Regions from separate parts of the Mus musculus genome. Here region 1 is linked to region 2. Evidence: chromatin loops called from intact Hi-C (ENCODE). Cell type or tissue: left cerebral cortex. All regions are shown on one strand. Each heading gives the region's core, and the rest is flanking DNA. Links, peaks and the distances in the headings are about the cores only.

Region 1 (2,928 bases), core at 201-2,700, 140 kb after region 2:
AGTTCTTATGTCTTAATACTTGATCCCCAGTTGGTTCTCCTTCTCTCTTCTCTCCTGTCTGTCTGTCTGTCTGTCTGTCTGTCTGTCTGTCTGTCTGATGGTAGTGTCTTCAAGATGTTAGCTCTCAGCTAATGCTCCAGGACCATTTCTGCCCAGCTGTTCTCATGCTCCCTACCATGATGGTCATGGACTCTAATAGTCTGAAACTGTAAGCTCCAAATAAATCCTTTCTTCTACAAGTTGCCATGATCGAAGTGTCTTATCACAGCAATAGAAAAGTGACTAAGCCACAAACTCAGAGATAGCTCTGTTGAGCGAGACAGAAACACTTGTGATTCAATTCAGACAAGGAGTTCTAGCCCTAGCACACATACTTATCTCCATAGCTCACAATGGACTCAATACCCATTTTTCTATAGTGAGAAGACTATAGTGCCACTTCTGTTTCCTTTCGTGTTTTATTTTAATTGTTTTTTTTTTTAGGGTACCATACAAAAATAATAGGTTTTATCATGGCGTCTTCATATACAGGGCATTATTCTTTCATTGAATTCATTTTCCATCCCAAATCTTCAGTAAAAAATATAAGTAACTTAACTTTTCTTATTTTAAAACTCAGCATCCTGAGGCACACAAACCTTCCATGTATGAGTCCATAGCTTATGCCACTACCTTGTGCACCAGAGTGGAGGAGGGGTACATTTACCACAGTGACAAAGCTACAGAGTGATACACCCAGCAGCCCTCTTGAACAACCTTCTCCTTTCCAGCTGGCTCCCTTTCTTACCCCAGTTAGTTCTCACTTCTTTCACATAATATATCTATTCCACCCATTGTGTAGATGGACCATATTTCCTTTGTCCAAGTGTCTGTTAATGGACCTCTATGCTGGCTTTACATAGAAGTCATTGATTATAATGCAGTTGCAAGGGGGGTAGAGGGCAAGAGTCTCTCCAAGATGTTGTCTTAAAATCCTTCAAGAATACAACAGAGTGGTAGAACTAGGTCATTTAATTCTCTCACTTTCCATATTTTAAGAGACTTCCATACTGAGTTCTGTCGAGGCTACACATTTACATAGCAACCACCAATCAATGAGGTTTCTTCTTTCCCACACGATTTTGTAAACACATATTGCCATTCATATGTTCAACCATGCTGACTGGGATGAGAGAATATTAAAGTAGTTTTAATCTGCATTTCTTTGATGGTTAAAAATTCTGAACATCCTGAGTATTTCTTGACATTTGTATTTCTCCTTTTGCAAAATGTCTATTTATTGGACAATTTATTGATCAAATAAATGGCTTAGTTTTGGCCTTCTTAATTTCTGTATAACTTTTTATATATTCAATATTAGTGCCCTGTTTGATGTGTCCTTAGCAAAGATTTTTCCCATTCTATAGACTGTCTCTTCACTTTAGTCAAACTATTTAATTTCATAAAATCACAATTGACAAATCATGGGCCTATTTCCTATATTATTCTAACATGTGAAATTCAGTTTTCCCCATAGTACCTGTTAAAGACACTGTCTCTTTTTGCAGTATGTTTCTGACAGCTTTGTCAAAAGTTGAGAAGTTTAAGTAACAGGTTTATTATGGGTCTTCTATCTTATTCCACTGGCTTATATACGTGTCTGTGTTTGTGCAGTACCATGTTGGCTCTGTTAGTAGAGTTCTGCAATAATATAATATGCAGGTATTATAATATTTACAGCATTGCTCTTTCTGCCAAGGATTCCTTTGACTCTTTGATAATTGTTTTCCTCTTATGTTTCCATATGAATTTTAGGACTGTTTTTTCTAGTTTATGAAGAATATCACTTGTGGGGAACTGGGAGTCAAATCCAAGACTTTATGCATACTTGGCAAACACTCCACCAACTAAGTGACATCACTAGCTTGAGTCTGTATCATGGCATCTGTGTCTAGAGATTTATCCATTCCTTCTCAATTTTTATGATATGGTAAATGTAGCACAAGGAAAGGCAGATAATGAAGTGAGCTGCACGCGTGCACATGCACACACACAAAATCAGGCATTTTAGAGCTCGGGGAAGAATTAAAATTGTAGAAATATATTGCTAGCCCAAGGAAGACACATGCTGCAGGAAAGAGTTCCTAGATATAAAACTTTCTGTGCTATAACGTAATGGGTAATGGACAAGCATGTAGAGAAAGAGTCTGGAGGCACCACAGATCATAGACCCTTCTACCATAAATCCCACCTATGAGACAGAATCCAACAACATTCCTAAACCTTAAACACTCAATGAAAATATGTGACTATAGCCAAGAATTGCCAGTCTTAGGACACAAAGAGCAAAAGGTTGACATTGTCAATTCACAGCATTTGAGAGGAATTGAGTTGTGGAAAAGCATATTTGAGGCTGCAAGGTCTTATCACTGACCCCAGTGTAGTCCACAGGTCCACCTGATGGTATGAGTCACTTCCCACTGTTCCTTGTCTCCTGTAAGAATGCTCAGTCCTATACACTTACCGTCTCCCAGCACCTATGTGGTCCATCTCCTCTCTATTTTTTCCACAGCAATGAAACTACTACTGCGTTTATCTAAATAAAATGGTGCCAGAATAACTAGTTCTTGCTTGTGGCCCTTTTCAGTCAGAGGGCACAAACATACAGGGCACATGGCCCATGCAAAAAGGCACTGGATTATTAATAAGGTTGCATTAACTTTCTAATTACACATGAGACTATTTCTGATATTCACAAACAAAAGAGTAGGAATAATCTACAGTAATACATTACACACATATTTTTGCAGGAAAAATATGAACTTCATGGGATTAAGTCTCATGTATATACAGTTTTCACCACTCTAACAATCCATGGTCTAGGACAGACTTCAGTATAATATATTAGATTTAGACTATTTTCTCTATTTGATTCAGGATACTTGATTA
Region 2 (2,928 bases), core at 170-2,669:
ATGTGCCATGGCATTGGGCTTTATATGGCTTTAAAGGAGCCATACTCTGGTCCTCACACTTGTATGGCAAGCACTTTATCCAGAGTCACCTGTTTCCAGATAGAATTTCTGGTTTTGAGACAGGGTCTTACGGCCTAGTCCAGGCTGGCCTTCACCTCTTTCATTTTCTGGGCTTAGTTTCCCACGTGCTAGGATTGATTACAAACTTGCATTACCATGTCTATAATTAATATGCAGTTTATTCATTTTGGAAATTCTATAGAGGACTCACAATTATACACACTAGATTATTTTCATTGAAAATAATTCTGGATTACAGGTATTGTAGAAAATAAGATTACTATATCTAGCCAAGCCAAAATCCAAGTTTAACTAAATATTATATCTTTGCCCATCCTTTTGAGTCTATACATGAAGTTTCTACAAAGACTCTAATGTGGGGCCATGAAAGGCAGCCTGTTTTAGTGGAATGAGGCTTTCTCTGGAGACCCAGTAGAAAACTCTACAAGGGACTGAATAGTGAACCACATTCACAGAGGCAGGTACTGACACTACAGAGTCCCCAACTCCGTAATTCTGTGACTATCAGTCACTCAGATAAAACCCCAAGGTCCTGGCATTCTGGCTAGACTCCACCCCCACAGTTACCTGACAATAGCTAGGTATGCTCCTTCCCACAGTTACCTGGCAACAGCAAGGTAGCCCAGCCCACTATAAAAGGAGCTGCTTGGTCCCTCCTCTCTCTCTTAAACTCTCACCTTTCTTACTCTCATAGCTAGCCATCCTTCTCTCCCTCCCTTCCCCCTTCTCTCCATGTGGTCATGGCAGATCTCCCTCTTCCTACCTTCTCTCTTTCTCCCTGCCTTTCTACAATAAAGCTCTAATACCACAGACTGTCTCTGCTCATCAAGGCCCGCCATGCTTGAACGATGGGATAGGCTTTCCCTAAAGAGCTGTGTCTAACCTCCCACATGGACCAGACCAAGAACTCTTGCCTATGTGGGAACCACCCAGCCCCCCCCCCCTTCCCACCCTCTCCTCCCTTCGGTCCTGGGGATGACCAAGCTGGCCCCGGGGCCCCCATTTTGTTCTCAGCTCTTCCTCACTCCAGTGGCATCTTGCATGCCCAAGACTGAGAACCAGTTATCTCTGGCCTCAGTGAGGCCCAGAGACCTAGGACTGTCCCTTGTCCACTCCCTGGCGGGCTGGGTTCAGTGGCTTCCCACAGCCAGACAACCACGTGGGGTGGTGAAGAAAGTGTGTGGCAATACTCCCATGTCTGCCCACCAAGAGCATTTGTGTTTTCTCCCACTCCTTTTATTCCCCCATGCCCGGTGCCCTACACTCTACAACATTTCTCTAGTTTTAAGAGTATGTGACAAACTTGAGCAAGAAACTTTGCCTCCTTAAAACATAGGTTTCTTTCACAGACTAATTATAGGAAGATGCTACATTAGTTAAGTAGTCAGAACCCTGGAGTTTGGCCAACCTGGTTAGAGTCATAGTTTTGCCATTTATACTACTGTGTGTCTAATCTTGGGTAAATTACTCAAACTTTCTATGCCTCATGTAATAATTATGGCAAAACCTCTCAAATGATTCCCACTGCGTAACTTTCATGCTTTCCTGGGATAAATCTGGAGTAATGCGGCACACTGGCTTTTGAATGGTGAAGGAATCTATACCTGAAGCCAGGATGCTGGGTGTGAAGTTTTTAGCATCACTCCTTCCTGTGTCATGATCATTTCTATCTCAGGAGTCTGAGTCCCATGATGAGAAAGCACCAGACTCTAAGTCTGATGCCTGGTGCAGAGCCTTAACTAAGATGCTCAATGTAAGAAATGCAGATGTTTTGAGCTTTGTTCTTTTCCTACTTCACAGAAATGACATTAGTTTATTATTAGCTCACGGAACTGCCAAGACCTCTGTAGCTCAATCCCAATGTAGAGGAGAGTCTAGAGCAGAGATTTGCAACATTGTGGGTCCAACCCCTCTGGCAGAGGGCTGTATGACCCTTTCACAGGGCTCACATGTCAAATATACCATATATTAGACAGTTACATTACGATTCATAACAGTAGCAAAGTTATAGTTATGAAGTAGCAACAAAACAACTTTATGATTGGGGGATCACCACAACACAAGGAACTGTATTAAAGAGTCACATCATTAGGAACATTGAGAATCACTGGTCTATTCTAGAAGGATTGTGACTGGGCAACAATAGAGAATAGTGCTGTTATCTTGGCAGGATAAGAGGCAAAATACCCCAGGTGGAGATCGAGAGAAATGTCCAATTGATGTGAGAGATAGTCAAGATAGGACTGAGTGGTCTTGGTGTTTCACTGGAGGTGAATGCCAAAAGTCATGAGTGATAATTGTGATTGAGGTAATAAGGTAAACTGAGTAGTGTGCCTGAGAACACATACTGACCCAGGGGAGACAAGTGGTGAAGTTATCATTAACATGAGAACAGGGCCCTGTCTTGTTCTAGGTTGACATCATCTCACAGTGTCTTCAGACTGTTAACAGTCTGATGGACGGCTAAAGTACAAAGATATTTACAATTCAAAGACAGCATGAGACACCTAATCATGGATGTCAACTTGACTGTACATGAAGTCAACTAAACAAAGTTTCTGGGTGCTCACCTATATGGGAATTTTCTTAGATTATTTGAGGGGGAAACACCCACCTTAAATCGAGGCCACACCTTCTAGTAACAGCCCACATAAAAAGACCTAGATGAAGGAAGCTTTTGTTTTTGTTTTGTCTGTTACCCTTACTCTAGATCACAAGAAGTGCGTTTATCCTGTTGCTTTGGCATTCTCTCATTGGTATTAGTACCAACTTCTTTAGGAGTCTAACATGTACTGAAGACCATCAACTGTCCAGGATTCGGCAAGATTCCAGCAACAGACTGAGAGT

The links. A loop is a pair of places that touch in the nucleus more often than their neighbours do. Peaks named below come from ENCODE experiments on the same cell type or tissue, not always from the same donor. Only the 100,000 strongest peaks of a DNase experiment are listed, where the experiment ranks them.
Region 1: a loop joins it to region 2, with 3 times the contacts of the local background. A loop is called at or near these places in 1 of 42 quality-filtered maps.

Annotation. Positions count from the first base shown.
Region 1 is chr13:67,055,975-67,058,902 of GRCm38, forward strand. The region is part of intron 1 of Zfp712 (zinc finger protein 712); the gene reads right to left. Among named protein-coding and RNA genes, the nearest start is that of Zfp712, 3.7 kb to the right of the region's middle. In left cerebral cortex, for the core only: no CTCF peak of the experiment used is centred there; no DNase peak of the experiment used is centred there.
Region 2 is chr13:66,917,828-66,920,755 of GRCm38, forward strand. The region is part of intron 4 of Mterf3 (mitochondrial transcription termination factor 3); the gene reads right to left. Among named protein-coding and RNA genes, the nearest start is that of Ptdss1, 14 kb to the right of the region's middle. In left cerebral cortex, for the core only: no CTCF peak of the experiment used is centred there; a DNase peak (open chromatin) is centred at 1,601.